Linked DNA regions of Homo sapiens: region 1 is linked to region 2. The links are chromatin contacts, found by Hi-C in ENCODE. All regions are on one chromosome and are shown on one strand. Each heading gives the region's core, a stretch centred on a gene start or an enhancer-like site at or near the end of the contact. The rest is flanking DNA. Distances are from core to core; before and after follow the strand shown. Region 1 holds the start of DAGLA (diacylglycerol lipase alpha). Region 2 holds the start of INCENP (inner centromere protein).

The links. Hi-C counts contacts between places; a loop is a spot of excess contacts on that map. Pooled maps may share reads with other maps.
Region 1: a loop to region 2 is called in a map of CD4-positive, alpha-beta T cell, with 3 times the contacts of the local background. The contact joins the promoter of DAGLA here to the promoter of INCENP in region 2. A Hi-C loop is called at or near these places in 3 of 168 maps with a recorded cell type or tissue (CD4-positive, alpha-beta T cell, CD8-positive, alpha-beta T cell and naive thymus-derived CD4-positive, alpha-beta T cell) and 9 of 50 pooled maps.

Annotation. Positions count from the first base shown.
Region 1 is chr11:61,678,268-61,685,738 of GRCh38, forward strand. DAGLA (diacylglycerol lipase alpha) reads left to right here and starts at 2,124. Exons shown (of 20, transcript NM_006133.3): 1 at 2,124-2,237. RefSeq lists enhancers at 4,321-4,995, 4,996-5,669.
Region 2 is chr11:62,119,074-62,126,716 of GRCh38, forward strand. It overlaps INCENP (inner centromere protein), which reads left to right and starts at 4,938. Exons shown (of 19, transcript NM_001040694.2): 1 at 4,938-5,090. LOC124902681 (a long non-coding RNA gene) reads right to left here and starts at 4,638. Exons shown (of 2, transcript XR_007062697.1): 1 at 4,584-4,638. RefSeq lists enhancers at 4,549-4,638, 5,169-5,238, 5,228-5,809.

The sequences.
Region 1 (7,471 bases), core at 874-3,373, 440 kb before region 2:
ACAACTTTGGAGGAATGGGAAGAAGGACTGGCGTGTGTCGGGACACATGTGTGCACATGGACACATGTGAGTTTGTGTACATGGGACAGCTAAGGGATGGATCCGTAGTAGACAGCCTTTTTTTTTTTTTTTTTTTGAGATGGAGTCTGGCTCTCTTGCCCAGGCTAGAGTGCAATGGCACGATCTCGGCTCACTGCAACCTCTGCCTCCCACGTTCAAGTGATTCTTCCGCCTCAGCCTCCCGAGTAGCTGGGATTACAGGCACCTGCCATCATGCCAGGCTAATTTTTGTACTTTGGTAGAGATAGGGTTTCACCATGTTGGCCAGACTGGTCTCGAACTCCTGACCTCAGGTGATCCACCTGCCTCTGCCTCCCAAAGTGCTGGGATTACAGGCATGAGCCACCGCCCCTGGCCGACAGTCTTTGGACTGGCTGTTCAGGTCATGATTCTCCTCCTCTGGGAGTGTCTCTCAACGGGGAAAAGTGGACTGACATGTTTGTATCACAAAGCACTTTCTGCCCTGGCCATAGCTGATTGACCGTGGCCTGATCTGGACTAATAAGATTCTTTTTTTCTGGGAATCGGGAACTTTGAACCAAGAGACATCCAATCTGGCAGTTTTGATTCTGATTAATGGCAATGATCTAGAAAGAAGATCCCTAAACTGATACTGCTACAGTTGTCCCTTAAAGCCTCCCCTGATCTCTGCCCTTCCTGAGCCTTGAGGAATTCAACTCCTCCTTGAATCCCCTGAGGTGCCCCACTGGGTATATGCGCCCACTCCTCATTTTCCTTGTTACCTACGTGAGTTTGCTTTCTAAATAATCACAGGTAACACAGAACTCCTTCCAGAAGTGGCTCCATCTGCTTCAATAAAAGGCAGTCCTGGCCTCACAGTCTCATTTCCAACCCAAATGTCCACGTAATTTTCAGACCGAGGCTTCTGCTCAAGCCGGGCACCCCACTACCCACACCTCCTTGTTCACCTATGGCTCCCACTTCTACTGAACTGCGCGATCACTGTGATTTTGGGGGTGGCAACAGGGCCTAGGAAACATTTTAGAGGCACTTCTCTTGCCTGAAAGAAAACGTTCTTCCCCTTTTTGTCTCTGATGAATCTTTACTGGATCTTTGGGACCCAGCTGAGTCATCCCGACCTGCAGACTGGACTCCCATCCCCAGGCTTAAATTCCTTTCCAAGGGCTCTGTCTGTCCTCTCGGCTTAGCTTCTGTGTTAAAACCCCCTCCATCTGCGTCTCCTCCCCAGCAGAATGAGCTCCTTGAAGTCAGGGCCCGCCTTCTGCTCCTCTCTGTGCTCCACTCCCCCAGTTCAGCACAGTGCTCCCAGGGAGGTGTAAGCGACTTACGGTGAATGAAAGGGCGTGAAGGGGAACAGGAGGGGCGGTTTTCTTCATTTACCAGAAATTCAAAATTGACCAAGTAAACCCCTTTGGAGACCAGGCACGATGCTGGGCACTGGGAACGGGGGTAGGGGTGGGGGGTGGGGGGGTGGTAGGGAGGAGGGGGTACCCAGGGTACCCACGGGCTCTGTCGCCCGTGGGGAAGGATGGGCATTTACCCTTCCCATTCATCAGGATGGGAGGGCCACGGACTCCCCCCACGGCAGTGCCGGGTAGACCCCTGCACCACACCGTGCCAAGGCCCTTTCTCACAGTCACGCCAGGAACTCTAGCCATGCTCTGACTTCTCAAGCAGAGTTCAGTCACCCCGAGGAGGTGGGACCCGTCTCTCTCCTCCCCACAAATGAACCAGTTCTCCAGTGATCCTACTTCCTTTTTTCCCTCTCCCACGCTAAAACTGGTCACGAGGGACCTAAAGGAGGGGCAGGCACCCAGGCGGCTCCCTTCCCCGCACGCATCGCGGCCAGTCCAGCCCCTCCCGGCCGCCCACGGGACCCCAGCCGAGCCTGAGCCAGGCGCCCACCGCCCCCACGCGCAGGGCCGGCGCCCGCGGAAGACTCGGCTCTCCCTGGCCTCGACGCCGCTCCCCTCCCTGGCGCCAGGGGGCGCTGCCTCCCCACGACCGTCGCCATGGTCACCGCTGGCGGCGGAGAGGGGTTTACGTAAAGGACGCAGCGTCCCCCGGGGGGCGGAGGCGGCCTTCGCGCCGGCGCCGGCGCCCTGCGGAAGCGGCGTTAGTGAATCGGGGCCTTGGGGAGCCCAGGATGGAGGTGGCGGTCGCGGCGGCGGGCCGAGCCCTGCGGCGGGCGGGAGGTAAGGGGGGCCTCCGGCGCGGCGGGCCGGTCCTGGGCGCGGGCGCGGTGCGAGCGGCGCGGCGGGCTGGGCAGTGTCCAGGGCGCGCGGTGGCCGGCCCGACGGGTCGGCGGGCGGAGTTGCAGCTGCCACGCGCGCCCGTGGCAGGTGTGAGGTCTGTGGAGCCCCTGGCACCAGCGTGGGGATGGTGACACGCGTGGCACGGGCGTGGGCAACGTGGGTCCGGCACAGGCGGCGTGGTTTTCCTGGAACGGGTCTCAGAAGACTCGCCTCCACCTTGGTGCGGTGGTGGCCACGCAGGTGTGAGGTGGTGCAGCTGTCTGCACAGGTAGGTGATGGGCACGGCCTTCGGACTGGTTATGGGATAGGTGGCCAGCTCGTGCCGGCATGGTGGTGCCGCTAGCATGGGTGTGAGGAAGTGCTGCCATTGCTTGGGTGTTGGGATGGTTCTGGCCTTGGGCTTGACATGATCTGGGGTGATAGCACTGGGGGCTTGAAGAATTGGTGTTCTCAGCATGGCTAGAGTTCCTGGCATGACTGTGAGAAAGGGCCTTGGCACGGTGTGGTGCGGGGGGCTACCCGGCACTGCCGCGGGGGGAGTCCGTGGCCCTCCCATCCTGATGAATGGGAAGGGTAAATGCCCATCCTTCCTCACGGGCGATGAAGGGGACACTGCCTCTGTCATGGGGGTCCAGTTTTAATGCCTGTTGGGTACACTGGACTGAGGAGGGCAGAAGGCTGGGAGAAGGTTGGTGTCCTTTATAATGGGCATAAACAAGAGATGCCAGGAGAAGCTTCTACCACAAGGGCCCTGATGGTAACCCAGATAGAGACCTTCCAGGCACTACCGTTGTCCTGGGCTAAGGTAGAGAGAACCATTCATCTAGCTTTTCATCTAGCTTTGGGAATGAAGGGAGGGGTGGATGATTTTCAGTGGTGATCGGTGTCCCAGAATATGTCCTGAGAAGCAAGCAGGACCAAGAGGTAACCCGGGTCAGCGAGTGAGGGAGTGGTATGGCGCACCATCTATCTGTAGTCACGGGGTCCTGCCTTCTCCCTGGGTTGATGGGTTCACTCCAGGGTATCTGGGAGTTGCCTCTCTTCTTTGATGCTGGGGAGCCTTTGGGTCCAGAGGATTGGATCGATTGGGGTATGCTTGAAAGATGATTCTGCAGCCACTGGGAATCTGCTGGGGCCACCGGGACTCCCACCCCCAGGCTTAAATTCCTTTCCAAGGGCTCTGTCTGTCCTCTCTGCTTAGCTCCTATGTTAAAACCCCTCCATCTGCGCTGAGATTGTGTTTGCTCTCACCAGTCCTTTGGGAAGCTTTGGGTGAAGGTCTCACTCAGCATCACCTAGTGCCTTACTTTACAGAGAAGCAATTTGCAGCTCCTCCTAGAGAAGTCTTACAGTGTAGGGGAAATCTTCAGTTCTTTGTGGATCTCTTGGGGGAGTGGGATCAGTGGTAGAAGAATCACAGGGTTGAGCTTGTGCTGGGGAAGGCACTTATGAGTCCAAAAAGATGATGTTGAGGGTAGGGTGGCAGGTGGTCGCCAAATTGCCAAGGTGGGTGCTTGGAGATGCTGATGAGTTCCCTATAACCGGAGCACTGTCCGATGCCTTTGGAGCCATATCACTTTAATTCCAGTGTTGGCTGTGTGACCTTCAGCAGGTGACTTCACCAATCAAGGCATGTCACATGGTGGTCTGGTAGTAAAGAATGAAAGGAAATGGTGCACGTGGAAACACTTTGCAAACAGCGAAAGACTGTACAAAGGTCAGAGAGTCTCATCAAGTAAAGAGACCAGGGCTGGAGGCAGGAGCCATAGGAAATGGTGGCACGGGATGTGATTGGGAGGAAGGGAGCCGGAAGGTTGAGGGCCTGTCATAGGGAATTAGAGGCCCTGAGCGCACATGCTCCCGGTGGGGGCAAGTGGGATCTGTTGACACTGTGAGTCAGCTGCTGAGCTGGAACCAGGCCCCCGGTCTCCAGAGGACAGTCCTGAGCATGGCCCCGGCAGCTGTGAAGTCCTGCAGGAGTGGCCCAAGCAGGAGGAAGCACTTTGCTTGGGCAGCAGACGTGCCTCATTGCCAGGGTAGGTCTGGGAGGTGTCTGTGGCTGACAGATCTAGGGTACCTGTGTGGGAGGAAGACTTGGGAAGTGTGTGTGTTTTCTCTGGAGAATTTCCTTTGGCTCTGGGTTCTGAGAACGGGGGTGGGGAGCAGTCACATCAGCGTCTTTTGGGCTGTGGCCTGAAGGAAATGAAGTGGGTCAGAGCATCCACAGATCGATGTGGCTCAGGTCTGGATGGTTCTGCGGGAGGTTGAGGCTGGATGGCAGGGGGACGGGGGGGGGAGGTGTGGAGGATGCCCTCAGACACATAGGGGAAAGGAAAGGGGGCTACAGGCACCTCTGAGGGCAGACAGGTGTGGCACCTCTCCCAATGTGGCCCCACTTCTGGCTGAAGTGCCTTCCCAGGTGGGGAGGATGAGGGTGGCTGCACAGTGCTTTGCTCTCTGCCACCAGGAGCCTAATTCCCGACAACAAGCTGCAGAGCCTGAGTTGCAGACCCTGCCCCATGGCGCTGGAAGTCCTGTTTTTCTCTCACCCAGGCCGTTTCTTCAGCATTCCATGCGGGTGTCTGCCTTAGCCAGCAACCTGTTTCACATCCTTGCTCCCCGAGGAAAGTTTTTGCCCTGTGCCCAGGCTGCAGTGTCAAGCCATGTGGGTGGAAGGAGGACACGGCCCTCCCAGACCCAGGGTTGTGAGCTGACTTTTCCATGCTATGGACTCGCCCTGTCCCCGTAGCTGCCACGCAGACACTGTCCAGCATTGCAGGTGCTTCCCTGGTCATTCCCATGTTGGTCTGAGGGGTATCCATGGCCTGTCTCACCCGCTCCCTGCAGTGCTTCATACCTCCCCCGAGGAGTTGCTGGGCACTTCAGCTCATGTCTGGAAAGCTCTCTTAAGTGCAGAGTCCATTAAGGAGGAAGCCTACAGCCTCCCTGTTGTGAATATTCAGTATTCAAGTCTCCTCAGCTCACCCTCCACACCTCCTCCTGTTTGTTCTGATTTGTGGCTCAGCCTTATGGTTTGGGGCTCCAGGAGCCCTTTTCAGCCACCCTTTGCCTTCTGCTTGGGATGCTGGGACTGCCCACCAGAGCTGAGTGGCAGGCAGGGCAGATCTGAAGACACTGAGAGGAGGAGTTGGCCTCTGTTCCCCAAAAGGAGAGCTGAGCTTTCTTCCCAGTCCTGGGGTTTTGGGGTAGCAGGGAGCCCAGCCAGGTTAGCACCCTTGTCATTGTGCACAGATGCTGATTTCGAGTAAGTTCCAGCTGAGGCAGGGGGCCAGTCACTTAGGAGTGGACCTCGAGGGCAAGCAGCTCCCTGGAGCTACAATATTTCAACTCTGGTCCCCAGTCATATTCCCATTTTCCTTGTCCATGTTTCTCTAAAAGTTGCTTTCCTCAGCTCCTGGCAATTCCTCAGCTGCCCCATAAATCACAGTGCCTGGCTGCTGTGCTTTAGGGGTGCCGGGGAGCCAGGCATCTGTGGCCAGAGGATGCTGGACCAGAGCTGACAGCAGCGGGCCAGAAGGCTGCAGCTGAAGGCACAGCTTGTCACTGGAAGCCACTCCTCCCCCAGTCCCTCTCCTCGAGACCAGAGGGGAACCTCAGTGTTTAATCACCTGTTGGCCCATCACTCTGTGATTTCAATTTCTCACCGGAATAGCTTTACATTACACTCCAGTGGACTGGGCAAGTAGCGCTGGGGGAAATATCAATGAGCATGTGGTCAGAGGAAGATAAATCTTTTAGAACCGCGGAGCCCAGGACATTGCAGGATGCGGTTACCTCCCCAGCGGATAGGGCTGAAAATGGTTTATTTTGATTTTCTTTTTTTGTTTCTGATACTGACTTGGGCTGGGCGTGGTCTTTCTGGGTTGGATGGGAAGCGTGAGTGTGGGTGTGGACGTGGGTTGTGTGTGTGGGCAGGAAAGACCCAGGAAACTGCCTTATCTGTGAGGACCTCTTTGCTGCTGAGGAAGGAGTCCAGGGAGATGCCGTGGAGGGGATTGGTGTGACCACGGGTAAGGGTGTTTTCATGGGGTGTTTGGCAGGAACGCCTAAGTCCTCTAGATGGGGATGGGGCTGTTATTACCGCGGGGCTGCCCGGGGAGTGCACGTGTGTAAAGTTGCTTGTGCCCATAAGTGTTTCTGTGGGAAGTGAGGGCGGAGGGGGTGTGGAGCGCCTGGTGGTGTGGGAGCGCGCAGGCTCCCGTGTCTGGCTGGCCTGGTGTTGGTGGGTGTGCGGAGCTGGGGGTTGCCGGGCTCTTCACAGCAGGAGGGAACAGTGGGAGTCGGAGGAGGCTGCCTTCAGGCTGTGGGAGGGCAGAGGGTGGGTTTCATACCTCATGTTATGACTCTTTACATGAGGAGCCGAGTGCTTTCTCAGTATTCCTTAGAAGGAAGCTGGGCTGCAGGCGGGGCTCTCACACACCCTTCTGTGTGCTACCTGGGGGCGTCTCACACGCCTGCTTCCATGCTCCTCCTTGAACCACCTGGAAGTCAGCTGGGGACAGTCCCCTCCCCCCCATGACAGAAGATAGCATTGTAGCCCATGGGTAGTTATGACTTCAGACTCTGGAACCTCACGGACCCAGATTGGATGCTGGCACACCTCAGTTTCCTAATCTGTAAGATGGGGACAGTAAAACCTCCGAGAGCCGAATGGCAAGAATTCTCCCAGGTAATGCCTGGTGCGTAGAGAGATCCTGATGAAAACACGCACTGAAAAAATGTTTTTGCTCTTGCGGCCGGAATCCTTTCCATAGAGAAGTGGTTATGTCGTGATCTGCATATATTAGCAGTAGGGAAGATGTAATGGGTCTCATTACTTGATAAGAAGTTAGCTCCCCACATCCTTGGGATAGACAGAATCTTGCATATCTGTTAGCAGTGTCATCAGCAAGAGTATATCTTAGCCTTGAGGAATGTTTCCACTTGGACATAGTCGATAGTTATTTCTTGAGCGCCTGCTGTGAGTTGGGGGTTAGTGAGGGCATGCAGATGAGGTGGTCATACCAGAGCCTATAAGGTGTAGATTCTGACCTCAAGTTGCTTAAAATCTGTTGAGAAGATATAGTTAATTTCTAGAAATGAGTGATGCCAGAGGTCAAAGGAGGGAGAGTGACTCGAGCCAGGGAGGTTGGGGAGACTCGGGTGGCCACGGC
Region 2 (7,643 bases), core at 3,688-6,187:
TTTCACTATGTTGGCCAGGTTGGTCTCGAACTCCTGACCTCAAGTAATCCACCAGCCTCAGCCTCCCAAAGTGCTGGGATCACAGGCAAGAGCCACTGTGCCCAGTTGGGTTTTTAAGTGCTGGAGTAAGCTAATAGAAAAGTTCTGGAGCATATGAGGAGGGAGGTTGATCAATGGGATGTGTGAATTGCATTGAGTTATTCCACACTTTGCAAAGGTTTTTCTCTGTGATTAGGCCATCTGTGTTTGTTAATCAGCACCCATTGAAGTGAGATAGGGGTCCTTCCAGACTCTGGGAGATAGGGGTGCTATCTTTCTTGATGGTTATATTTCAAAGAGATGGTACCCATGTTTTTTTAAAAAAATCTTAACTTTTAGGTTCAGTGGTACATGTGCAGGTTTGTTATATAAGTAAATCGCATGTCATAGGAGTTTGGTGTACAGATTATTTCATCACTCAGGTAATAAGCATAGTACCTGATAGGTAGTTTTTTGATTCTCTCCCTCCTCCCACACTCCAGTCTCAAGTGGGTCCTGGTATCTATTGTTCTCTTCTTTGTGTCCATGTGTTCTCAATGTTTAGTTCTCACTTATAAGTAAGAACATGCGGTATTTGGTTTTCTGCACCTGTGTTAGTTTTCTTAGGATAATGGTCTCCAGCTCCATCTATATTGCTACAAAGGGCACGATTTTGTTCTTTTTTATGGCAGCATAGTATTCCATGGTGTACATGTACCACATTTTCTTTACCCAGTCTACTGTTGATGGGCATTTAGGTTGATTCCAGGTTTTTGCTATTGTGAATAGTGTTGTGATGAACATATGGGTGCATGCGTCTTTACAGTAGAATGATTTATATTCCTTTGGGTATATACCCAGCAATGGCATTGCTGGGTTGACATCTCACACCAGGCACCCATGTTTTTGAGAAAGACATTCCTAGGTTGTAAAACAGACAAAAGGCTTTTAAAATTATTTACATATTGAAGCAGCACAGAAAGAATCTACAGTTCTTTCTTTATAAAAGTTTTTTTTGTTCTTTTTTTAACCCGTGTCTAGTTCTGTCACCCAGGCTGGAGTGCAGTGGCGCAATCTCTGCTCACAGCAACCTTGGCTCACTGCAACCTCTGCCTCTTCAGCTCAAGTGGTTCTCCCACCTCGGCCTCATGAGTAGCTGGTACTACAGACACATGCCACCATGCCTGGCTAATTTTTTGTATTTTTTGTAGAGAGAAGGTTTCACCATGTTGCCCATGCTGGTCTGAAATTGCTGGGCTCAAGTGATCCACCCTCCTCAGCCTACCAAAGTGTTGGGATTACAAGCGTGAGCCATTGTGCCTGACCCATGACTATAATATTGATGGGACATTCTAAGTCCATAGGCTGTGCTGGGGACTCTCTAGCTTAAAGGTGGGGTGGCTCCGTGGCCCACATTCCAAGAGTCTGGTTACACATTACCTACGTATTCTTTCTGGTCCTGGAAGTCTGTATCCTTCAGCCAGGTGCCATAGACAGTTTAACCAAGCCCAGAGGGAGGCGGACACAATTATATCCTGGTCTTCTGGTCTTACTTGGGCTTATGTGCTTGCTCAGGGCTATTCTCGGCTCAGTGGTCAGACAAAAGCTTTGACTGTGGTGAACCTTTGTAGCTTTTACCCCAGAGGCCCTCAATGCAAGGGGAATGTTGCATACAGTCCACTGGTCTGCAAATCAAGAAATACGTCCCCCACTGGGGGTAGAAAGAAGACTTTGGGGAAAATAAAAGGAGAGTTTTAAGGGAGTCAATTTCATATTCTCTTAGGTGTGTCCTGTATGCACTTTTTCTTTTCTTTTTTTTTTTTTTTTTTTGAGATGGAGTTTCACTCTTATCTCCCAGGCTAGAGTGCAATGGCACAATCTCGGCTCACTGCAACCTCCACCTCCTGAGTACAAGCAATTCTCCTGCCTCAGCCTCCCGAGTAGCTGGGATTACAGGCGCACGCCACCACACCCATATTTTTTTTTTTTTTGTATTTTCAGTAGAAATGGGGTTTCATCATGTTGGCCAGGCTAGTCTCGAACTCCTGACCTCGAGTGATCCGCCCACCTCAGCCTCCCAAAGTGCTGGGATTACAGGCATGAGCCACCGCGCCCAGCCTGCACTGTACTTCTTCTTTTATCTGCTTGTGAATGTACCTGCCATTAGCTAGTTTTCCTTTCCCTCAGCCCCCCTCCTTTTTTTCTATTCTTTTTTATTTTTTTGAGATGGAGTTTCACTCTTGTTGCCCAGGCTGGAGTAAACTAGTTTTCCTTTCCCTCAGCCCCCCTCCTTTTTTTCTTTTCTTTTTTATTTTTTTGAGACGGAGTTTCACTCTTGTTGCCCAGGCTGGAGTAAAATGGCACGATATCGGCTCACCGCAACCTCCACCTTTCAGGTTCAAGCGATTCTCCTGCCTCAGCCTCCCAAGTAGCTGGGATCACAGGCATATGCCACCATGCCCGGTTAATTTTGTATTTTTAGTAGAGACAGGGTTTCTCTATGTTGGTCAGGCTGGTCTTGAACTCCTGACCTCAGGTGATCCACCCACCTTGGCCTCCCAAAGTACTGGGATTACAGGCGTGAGCCACCACGCCCGGCCCCCTCAGCCCCTTTTATAGTTGCTCTTCTCTCTCTTGAGAAAGACGGACCTTAATCCCCTTGGAAACTTGCTAAAGTGCACTGCACAGGGTAGAAAACTCTCCGAGGTAACAATCAAATAAACAATTTGAGATACTCATGTCAGAATTAATAAACAGAATGATTAACGATTGGGTAACATATCCTTTTATGATTCAGCTGATTTCCAATTATTTACATTCTTCAAAGAATAACTCAGAAATGTTTAGTTAATTTGCTCACAAATTATTTACTCACATATGATGGAGTCAGTTGGTAAACTGAGTAAAATAACAAAGGCAAAAACAGAATTGATAAAGAGAGGGAAGAAAGGGAGAGGAAAAATACTACAGACGACCTGGGAACAGGGTAAACTATCTGTTGGTAGCTGACCGTGGATGTACAAATCTCTTCAAGATTGAACTGCCTTATTTTACAGGTAACAGCAACCTTGACTCACAGAGTAAAGTGACTTTGTCTAAAGCAGTTTCTCAACAGCAGCAATTCTGGTATCTGGGGCCGGGTAATTCCTTGCTGTGGGGACTGTCTTATGCACTAGATGGCGTTCAGCAGCATCCCTGGCCTTTACCCACCAAATACCACTAACCCCTTCTCCCAAACCCAAATGAATTCACACACTGCCAAATGTGGGGGGCGGAGGTGGGATAAAACCTCCTCTGCATGAGAACCACTTCTCTCAAGAAACGTCCAGTACCAGGGTAGGTGACCAAGGATTCTGTCGCCCAAGAGATGACAGAAGGCTCTAGATAAACGCACACTCCGTTGCCATTCACAAGGCGTTTTGTTTTTACTTCTCAAAAGCGGCAGAGATTTTTTTTTTGAGACGGAGTTTTTTGCTTTTTGTGGCCCAGGCTGGAGTGCAATGGCGCGATCTCGGCCCACTGCAACCTCTGCCTCCCGGGTTCAAGCGATTCTCCTGTCTCAGCCTCCCGAGTCGCTGGGATTACAGGTGCAAGCCACCACGCCCGGCTAATTTTTTTTTGTATTTTAGTAGAGACAGGGTTCCACTGTGTTGCCCAGGCTGGTCTCGAACTCCTGAGCTCAGGCAATCCACCCGCCTCGGCCTCCCAAAGTGCTAGGATTGCAGGCGTGAGCCACCGCGCCCGGCCAGAGATTCTTTTTTTTTTTTTTTTTTTTTTTTGAGACGGAGTCTCGCTCTGTCGCCCAGGCTGGAGTGCAGTGGCGGGATCTCGCCGGCCAGAGATTCTTTATAGGACATATTAGTCCTTGTCTTTCCCCCCCCGCCTCCATATTGGAAAGATGAACTAATTGAAATATGACTTAGTAAAAACATTGTGCCAACTTGAAACCTTGATTTAGTAAAACATCTCAATGTTTAGATCCTTTGTCCAATGGTAGTATTTATCAGATGTATTCAGCTTGCTCAGAAAACCAAAAGGGCATTACAACCACAAAAGCAAAGAAAAATAAGAAAACGTCCCATGTTTGGATCTTGTTCTACTTGTAAAGATTAAATTGAAATGATTAGGCTTTTCGATTCATGAGCCAAATACCGTAACACCCTGGCCTTTGATGGGTTTGGATTTTTAACATTACTCCTGAGATTTCAGGAAGTGGGGTTACAGTTACACTCCTTATAGCTGCTAAGTGTATTAAGTTGAATGTAAGGATGCATAATATTGTTTGAATTGAGCCCCACTACCAATTCTTTAAAAAATGGCATGAATTCCTATACGTAAATGATTTGGTGGAACTATTCCATCATAATTTCTAAATTGTTTATATACCAAGGTAGCCTTAATTTGTATATGTTTCAGTACAATGAAATTTTACTCCCTCTGGGATGCTGTTTGGTTTGTATTTTGAGGAATGTTTTTCTCATGGGAAGAGGAACCTATGACTTCTGTACCTAGATAATTTGTTACATTAAAAAGCTGGTCTTTCAGCAATGTAAGTATATACATACATGTTTTTATGAGGAAAAAAAAGCAGCAGAGATCAGAAGACTGCCACCGTGCTTGGAGAAGAAAGAAAGCCGCGCGTGGCCTTCGCAGTGCTCGCCGGGACTCGTAGTTCCAGGTCTGCGGGCTCCTCCCAGGCGGGGATCTACTTCCTCTCTCGGCCGCGGCCGCAGCACCCGGAAGCTGAGGGGGCTTAAAGTCTTTCGCTTCCTTTCCCCGCCTCTTAGTCCCGCAGATTGCTAGTGGATATGGCCAATAGGAGGGCTGACTGGTACTTCCTGTTATTTGATTGGCTTAAAATTTTGCAACCGCCCGGACAAACTTGCCGAGGATTGGCTGAGCCTTCAGTTTTGAAAATCATAGTTTTCGCCCGCGCTGCGCCGCCTGGTTGCTCCTCCCGTGCGGTGAGTCCCGAAGGCCCGGAGCCAAGTGGGTCTGGGCAAGCGGGGCCTTACCTAGGGATACCACCGGACTTGGATCGGAGCAGCCTTCAGGGGACGTGGCGCAGTCGAGTGAGTGCGCGTGGGCGTGGGGATTGGGGGGTGGTTCGCGATTTTTTCCCCGGTCCTCTGCTCCGTCCCTGTCGACTCCGGACCAGGGTCGTGACTCCCCACCCCAGCCCCTGGCTACCTGGGCATATGAGGGTCACCTCTTCCAAGTGGCGAGGTCGCCTGCCTTGGTTCTCGGGCCCGAGATGCCTCCCACCCTTTCCACCTAGGCCCTCAGCTTCCTAGAGCATAGCCCCGTTCCCTCCGCTCCCGGCTGCTTGGCACCTTGTGCCTGTGAGGATTAGTGTTGACTTGGACGCGCAGGAAGCCCGAAACCAACCCGGTTGTTTGGCGGAATGATGCCAGATGGCATTTCTGTGCAGTTAAACCCCTCTCTCAACGCCCCCGCCCCCAGCTGAGCAGCATTTTAAACTGACCATTTCCGGAGGCTGGGCCGCCCCTTGTCACTCCCCAAGCCTGTTCGCTGTCAGCGGTTCAGTCTCATTCAGCTAACATGGGTTGCTCGCGGGGTTGCCCAGAGCCAAGACTGGGCACCTGCCTTTCAGAAGTTGATATCTAGAAGGCGGTATAGCCAGTGGTTAAGGGCACGGTTTAAAGGCGGTATAGCCCGTGGTTAAGGGCACGGTTCTATTTATGCCCCTGATTTACCGGCTGATTTTGACTTCTCTTTGCCTCAATTTCCTCATCTGCCCATGCGTATCCTCAAGGTTGTGGTGAGAATTAAATGAGATGATGTCTGACTCGGGCATGGAGTATGACTCAGTAAATGGGAGCAGCTGCTATGCGCTTTCTGCACAGAGGTGTGGTAGGCGCCCAACTTACAGCACCCTGAAAAGGACAGGAGTCATAGAGGAGGACGATGGGGCCTTCAGTCTGGTGTATGGTGTGGAAGAAGTGTTGGAGAGGAGGAAGACTGGAGAGTGTCTTCCTCGGTGAGGTGTTGAGTGCTCTTTATCTGTGTGCAGGTGCTTACATGGGTTGAAGAAGAGATTTTTGCTGCTCTTCCAGGAGCCTGATTCTTGGTACACTGATTCCTTCTTTTTCAGGGTCACCTCTGTTTTAACTTACGGTAACCCTTTTTAAATCGTTGCGCTAAGGTCTGCTAGAAGCAAACCTCCCCGTGAAAGAAGTCCAATTGCTTTCATGGACTTTGTGAAAGAAGCTCTCATCCACGTTGCCCATTTGAACAAATACTTTTTAAAAAGTTAGCCAGTTGTTGCTTTTCTCTGCAAACCTTTGGCTTCCTTAAACAGTTTTCTCTTTTCTGGCCTGAGGTCCTGCGCTTTGCCAGGGCTGTGGTCTGGGTGCAGAAGGGTTAGGGGAAGGTGAGGGATGACAGTGAAAAGGGCTTGCCCATGATTGGCTGGCTGCAGAGCCGAGGTTTCAGCCCAAAGCCTGTACGATCCTGCCCATTTGGCCCTGCCCTGATTATTGCTGCCCTTGGCATCTGGGAACAGGGGTTTTGAACATGTGTTGGTCAGTTCTAACCTGTGCAGATTAAGTTTATTTGGTGCCCTTTGTGTGGTGGGATGAGCACCTATAGGATGTTTATTTCTAGGTGTAGAGTTGATGGGTGGATTAATTCATTTAACAAATAGTCCTTGTTGCCAGGCACTGCTGTGCTCTGGGCATTCAACGATGAGCAAGACAGACAGGGGTTTGCCCTCAGAGAGCAATTGTTTAGTGGGCAGGGACAGGCAGTAAGCAACAGGTAAACAAGCACGCAAGTGCTCTGCAGAGAATTACAATCAATGAATGGGATCATGGCTGGGGCTACTTTAGATTGGTTTTCAGGTTTTCCTGAGGATCTGAGATCCAAGCCATGAGGAGTGAGCCATACAAAATGTGAGACAATGTTCCAGACGCAGGGCAGAGCTTGTTGAGGAACAAAGACTACTGTGTCCTTGAATCAAGCCTGAGGAAGTCCCATGAGACTGAAACCTGACCTGGTGCTACGCCCTGTGAGGGATCAAGGGGTCAGCAATTTATCCCTTCCTTACAAGACCTTCCATTGTAGGTGGGAGGCTGAGTTGTGCATGGTTTTTTTTTTTTTGAGATAGAGTCTCCCTCTGTTGCCTGGGCTGGAGTGCAGTGGTGTGATCTTGGCTCATTGCAGCCTCTGCCTCCTAGGTTCAAGCGATTCTCCTGCGTCAGCCTCCTGAGTAGCTGGGATTATAGGCGTGCACCACCACACACAGCTAATTTTTTTGTATCTTTAGTAGAGACTGGGTTTCACCACGTTGGCCAGGCTGGTCTTGAACTCCTGACCTCGTGATCTGCCCACTTCGGCCTTCTAAAGTGCTGGGATTACAGGCGTGAGCCACCGTGCCCGGCCAGTTCTTGGTTTTAAAGAGGTAAGTCAGGATGGTGGATCACTGCCATTGACTTGAGGCATGCAGTTTGTTGTTATGGCTTATGACCACCACCCATTCATTTGTTCTTTCACTCATTCACCTGTTGGGATATTTAATGAGCCCCTGTTGTGATGTAGTAGAATATGGTTGTCTCTTGGAATCCTCAGGGGATTGGTTCCAGGACCTCCTTTGGATACCAAAA